Regions from separate parts of the Homo sapiens genome. Here region 1 is linked to region 2. Evidence: chromatin contacts called from ENCODE Hi-C data. All regions are on one chromosome and are shown on one strand. Each heading gives the region's core, a stretch centred on a gene start or an enhancer-like site at or near the end of the contact. The rest is flanking DNA. Distances are from core to core; before and after follow the strand shown.

Evidence for each region. Hi-C counts contacts between places; a loop is a spot of excess contacts on that map. Pooled maps may share reads with other maps.
Region 1: a loop to region 2 is called in a map of CD8-positive, alpha-beta T cell, with 6 times the contacts of the local background. The contact joins the promoter of KLHL13 here to the promoter of WDR44 in region 2. A Hi-C loop is called at or near these places in 4 of 168 maps with a recorded cell type or tissue (CD8-positive, alpha-beta T cell, ascending aorta, sigmoid colon and 1 more) and 15 of 50 pooled maps.

The regions. Positions count from the first base shown.
Region 1 is chrX:118,115,506-118,118,205 of GRCh38, forward strand. KLHL13 (kelch like family member 13) reads right to left here and starts at 1,305. Exons shown (of 8, transcript NM_001168302.2): 1 at 1,003-1,305.
Region 2 is chrX:118,344,720-118,347,419 of GRCh38, forward strand. WDR44 (WD repeat domain 44) reads left to right here and starts at 1,387. Exons shown (of 20, transcript NM_019045.5): 1 at 1,387-1,861. The coding sequence starts at 1,785. RefSeq lists enhancers at 618-737, 928-977, 1,519-2,062.

The sequences.
Region 1 (2,700 bases), core at 55-2,554, 230 kb before region 2:
GGTGCCCTCCAGAGACAGTTTTAAATCCCAGCGTCTCTTAGTCTCCATTCAATGTGCTTAGTTACCAGCCTATGCTAACTTGAGCGACTTTATCCCAAACCACTAAAGTCCTCTGACTACATTAAAACGATTAACATCCTAGTTTACAATTAGAGAAATGGAGCCAGGCATCACAATTCCCACCAATCCTCTCTCTCAGGCCTGCTCAGCAGCCAGGGAAGAATCAGATTTAGGACCATGTACGAAGATTGCGTACCAACATATATACATACATTTTAAGTGGCTATTGTTCTTGGACTAAGTTAATGAAACCTAGAAAGAAACTTTAAAGTTCCCTAGTTGATATTTACTAAGGCTATTTAGTGAAGGAATGATCTCATCACTTTCAGTAAACTGTAGCCTAGACTATAAGCCTCCAAGAAAATCATTAGTCAACTGTAATTAAACAAACAAACAAACAAAAAAGTCAAAATATTCAGAGCTGAAGACATTCAGAGCTAAGTTAAAAGCTTCGAGGAAGAAGAGGAGTGTGCTCCTGACTTGGGAGCCAGCAGAGGAGCCTCCTAAGTTAGAAGATTCTGAAGGAGAGATGGATTAGGAGGCACAAAGCAGAAACTGTTAGAGGGCAAGAGACAGTAGGGCCGGGGCGGGCAGCGGGACCCCAGACCGTCAGGGCAGCAACAGCGAGGCCCAGAGGAGAAGATCTTGGAGAGATGACAAAGAAGCACAGGAAAGCCGGGTTCTGGGGTCCTAGAAGAACCCAGGCGTCCGACGGAGCCAGAGGGACCGGCAGAAAGGGATGCGAAGGTGTAAGGATGAGGGCGCGCACCAGCACGCGGGAGAAAAAGAGGGGGCGGCGGGCAAAATGAAGCTGTTTCCCTGCTCCTCTGCTCCTCTGCCCCTGGTACAGATCGCAACTCCTCGCCGCGCACCGCGCAGCGCCGGGTCCGAAGGCAGGGAAGCGGCTGCTGGAGCCCCTGTGACTTCAGGACCCTGCCTCACCTTGCTCGCCGCGTCCTGGCGTCCCGCCGCTTGTCCGCCGGGTGCTGCGCTCCGAGGGCCAAAGAGGGAGTCGCGCGGCGCAGCCGGGGCTCCCTCCTGCTGCGAGGCACCAGCACCCGCACCTTCGCACCCTCTGCTCGCCCCGACCACTTCACCCTGTCCTGGCGCAGGCGGAGAGCACGGACCCTAACCCGAATGCCGCTGCAGTTATTTTCAAAAGTCCCCGTTCCAGGCTTCCCAGGAATAGGAGCTGAGCTACTGCGGCCGCAGCGGCAGAGCCTCCGCCTGACCTCACCAGGGTGTGGGGGGGCTGCTGAGGGAGGGGGGCGGGAACCCAGTTGGGGAGGGAGGGGGCAGTGGGGGGGGGAGCGCGCGGGCGGGGGAAACATGGCGGCGGGGGTGGCCCCGGCGGCGCCTGCGCGGGAGGCAGGGTGGCGGGGAGCCGGGGCTAGGACGGTGTGTGGGGTCCGAACGGAACTCCCAGGCTGTAGCGAAAGCGTGACAGGGCCGGACCCTGAAGCTGAATGACCGCTAAGTGGCCCTCACGCCTCGGAAACCGGGAGGCTCTGGTGTGAGCCCACATGGATTCTAGTGCCGGGAGGCAGAAAAAGTGAAAAGTGTCAAGTATCCAGGGACAACAGTGCAGCCGCCCCGGGTTAGCCACTCCAAGGAGGTCCACCCGTGCATTCTGCCAGCCGTGGCCTCGGCCTCCTCATAGTCACGGCGGGGCCCGAGCAAAGGGTGTGCCCTGGAAGCGGTGCCACCTCACCTCAGTGGGGCCCACGTCTCAAAATAAGCCTGACCCAGGCTCTCACACAAATATCACTCTTCTAGTGGGATAAGCGCTTCATCCCTCCCCCTCCCTGCTGCAGTACACAACATTAAGAAAGAGGAAGGATAAAAACTACAAATAACAGTTTAACATTTTACTGAGCGTCTGCTATGAACCAAGCACTGAAGCATCAACTTACCTAATTCACAGCTACTCTACAAGTTACACACTATTGTCTCCATTTTACAAGTGACAAAACTGAGGTGTATAGGTTAACCAAGTTGCCAGAGGTTACATAAATAGTAAGTGGCAGAGCGGGACTCAGGATCCCAAGCGGTGTGATTCTGGTACCCAGGCTCTTAACCACTATGCAAACTGCTTCCAAACTCTGGTGGGACTGCTCTTCTAAGTCAGAATCTTGATTCTGCTCTATCAGCCTAGCCCCCAAAAAAAACCCCAGTCAAGCCTGTTTTTCCCCTTGCTTGTCTTCTATTCATTCTTTGCCTTCTTGACGGTTACAGCCTGGGGCCACCTTCTTACACCTATTCCTTTGCCCTTTCTACTTATAATTCCAGACTCCTCCTTGGGAAAATAAAGGGAGTTTGCTCTTAGCAACCAGTTTAATCACTATTGTGATTTTTTTTCTTTGGCTGTTTTTTTCTTCTTCTTCTTCTTAAGGAAGTGATGCGGTGAGTGTGGAATCTTTATGTTTTCTAGGATTTCTCCCTCTGGGATCTGAGATCTTCAACATTGCTGACTTTGTATTTCAACTTACATACACTGAAATTCTAGTAGTAGGTTTTAGGTAAATTTGAGAATAATCAGCTACTCAAAAACTTGCTAGAACTAAAGATAATACCACATTGTTGGACTTTACCAAATAATCAAAGAACTCCAAATATACATAGAATTTGCATTATTACCTT
Region 2 (2,700 bases), core at 137-2,636:
CAAGGATCCACAAATCCCTTGTCTCCAATTCTGAAACTTCAAAAGCTCTGGAAACCAAGTTTCTGTTTTTTTTTTTTTTTAGTAATTTATTTGACAGTCAAATAGATCTATCTTAAACTTATTTGGCAGAAGCGTCTGACTCAAACTGAATGAGGCTATTTACTTGTATTTATTTATCCCGTATGAACAATCATATATCTTGCTGCAAAAATATTAATATATTTGATTACGCAGTGTTTTCCCTAAACTCCCTGGGGTATTATAGAATATACAGTATATGACATTTGGTTTTTACCCAAGTCCACTAGACCACAGCAGACCTTGCCCTGATTGCTTGACAAAGTCTAGAGCCCCTTTCCAGTTTCTCTGAGACCATACCCCTGGCTCCAATCCAGCCTTTTCTTGAATACTAATTGAGGCTGCACGAACAGCTCAAAATGCCTATCATGATGTCAGTTGGAGAAATAAATATGCTGTGTGATCATACTGAAAGTCAATGTTATCACCTTGATGGTCAATGACCCGTGGTTTAAGAAGGAACATCTCGGTTTTTTAAAAAGTACCTTTCTATTTTTATCACCGGACGCTGGGCAGTTGAGGATCAGAATTAAGCCATTAGCTCGTAGGCTTGCAATGATATCTGCTCAATAAATATTTACCATTTAGCTGACGCACATCTTGGGCAGTATGTAAGAACTTCTCTCACACTGTGTTGGCAGCGACAGACATGTGCGGAGAAAAAGTAACCGGAGGCCTAATACTGGCTCAGCTCCAGCAATAAATCCATCATTACACCATGGAACTGGCACACTCCCCGTGTATATCTCAAGGACCCCACCCTCTGGCCGGCAGGATCATATCTAGGGATCTCAATTAGAGATCTCGTAGTGAATAAGGGCGAGTTATTCTCGTAACGCCAGAGGTGGTGGACCTGCCGACGCCCTAGGGTGGGACATTCCGGGCTTGGATAGTAAGACATCGTAAATATACGCCAAAATGTCCACACCAACGTTTCCCGAGAGTATTTCTTTACAAGTAAAAGACCGACTCAAAATCACCCCTCTCAAAACGCGTCTCTTTGGAACTGCAGAGTTAGGGAGTAAGACTTTCTGCCTGACCCCACCTACGTCGGCCGCGCGCTCTCAGAGCCAGGGCACCACGCTGCTCCTGCGCAGGTCCTAGACTCCTCCCTTCGGGAGGCTCACCCCCTCCCTTCTCGGCTACTTCCGGCCCTCACCGAACGCCCTCAACGCGCTTGCGCCGTTTTGATAGGCTTCTCGGGCCGAAGTAATCGGAGCGCTGCCTCTCTGGAACCGCCCCCGCCACCTCTTCGCCCCGCCCACGTATTACCGCCCCTCCGAAATCTCGCGAGGGTAGGTGCGCGTCGGTATTTTGCGGGCAACTAGCTCTTCCAGCTGCTGTAAATTGCTGCTGCGGGAGAAACTGGAGCCGCTGTAGCCGGCGCGCCCTTCTTCCCTTACTGCGAGGAGCCACCGCCTCTTTCGCGCTCCTTATACACCTATCACTGGGAGCGGTGGCAGCAACATTCCCTGGACCAACCGCCGCCTCTTCAGGCGGCCGCTTTGCCGGTCATTCCCGAAGCCCGGCAACTGAGGGCGGCCCCCTTTCCTTAACAGTCTCCTCGCTACAGATCGTCTGCTCCCTCAGCCTCGCCCGAGACCCACTTCCCCAGTCTCGCCCGGGTGGAGGTCGACGAGGAGGAGACAAGAGTCACCCTTCCTCCAGGCGGCGCCGGCCCCCTCACCCGCGGGTGTGTCCTATAAATGGCGTCGGAAAGCGACACCGAGGAATTCTATGATGCCCCTGAAGATGTGCACCTAGGGGGCGGCTACCCCGTGGGGTAAGTGACTGCAGCTATGACAGGAAGCCGGGCATCCCAAGCCCCCCGCATCTCCTGTGTCTTCCCCCTACACCCCTCCCAGGTCCCGCTGTGTCCGCCACCGCTGTTCCTCCCCGTCTCACTGGAGGACTTCAGAACCCAGACCTGGGGCTTCTTAGGGCGGGGTGACTCGGAGAAGGGGGAGTCAGCCACCTCGGGCAGCCTCCCGGCCGTTTCCCTACTGAACGGTCCCAGGGTCGGTCTCGGAGCCCGTTTCTCTTCTGATCCAGCCTTCTGTGAGGGGGAACAGCTTACGTGCCTGAGTCGGAGATTTGTATCTGTGGGGTTCTGAGCTTACCTTTCAAACATCCGTTTTGGCCTCGGGGACCGTAGATTAAAGGAGCAGTAACAGGAGAAATGTAACTTGTAGTTTTTTATTCTCCCGTTTACCGCTAACTTACCTATTCACTTCAGAGGTGGCTGTAACTCTCCCCTATTTGCCGTCCTCTTTTTCTTGCACACAGCGAAAAGGAGCGGGGGGAAGGTTGGGTATTTGCTTAAGAAAGTCCTCTAGCGAATGTACTCTAGATCAACAGTGTTTTATTAAAATAACACCTTATCGTGAGGTAAAGGAAATCGAATACACGGTCCCTATTAGGCAGAATGCGGTCTAAAAGGATGGCCAGACAGAAGAAATGTGCACAACTGACTGCAGAGGGACAAACAAGTGCTGAGTAATCTGGTGATTGGAAGGAGAGCCCCAGCTTTGTGTTCTTTATCTAATTCTGCAAGATGTTTTAGTGGTGATTAATATGGGTGATTCTGAATAGGAAGTACAGTAGTTGGAATGCTCGCTTGAC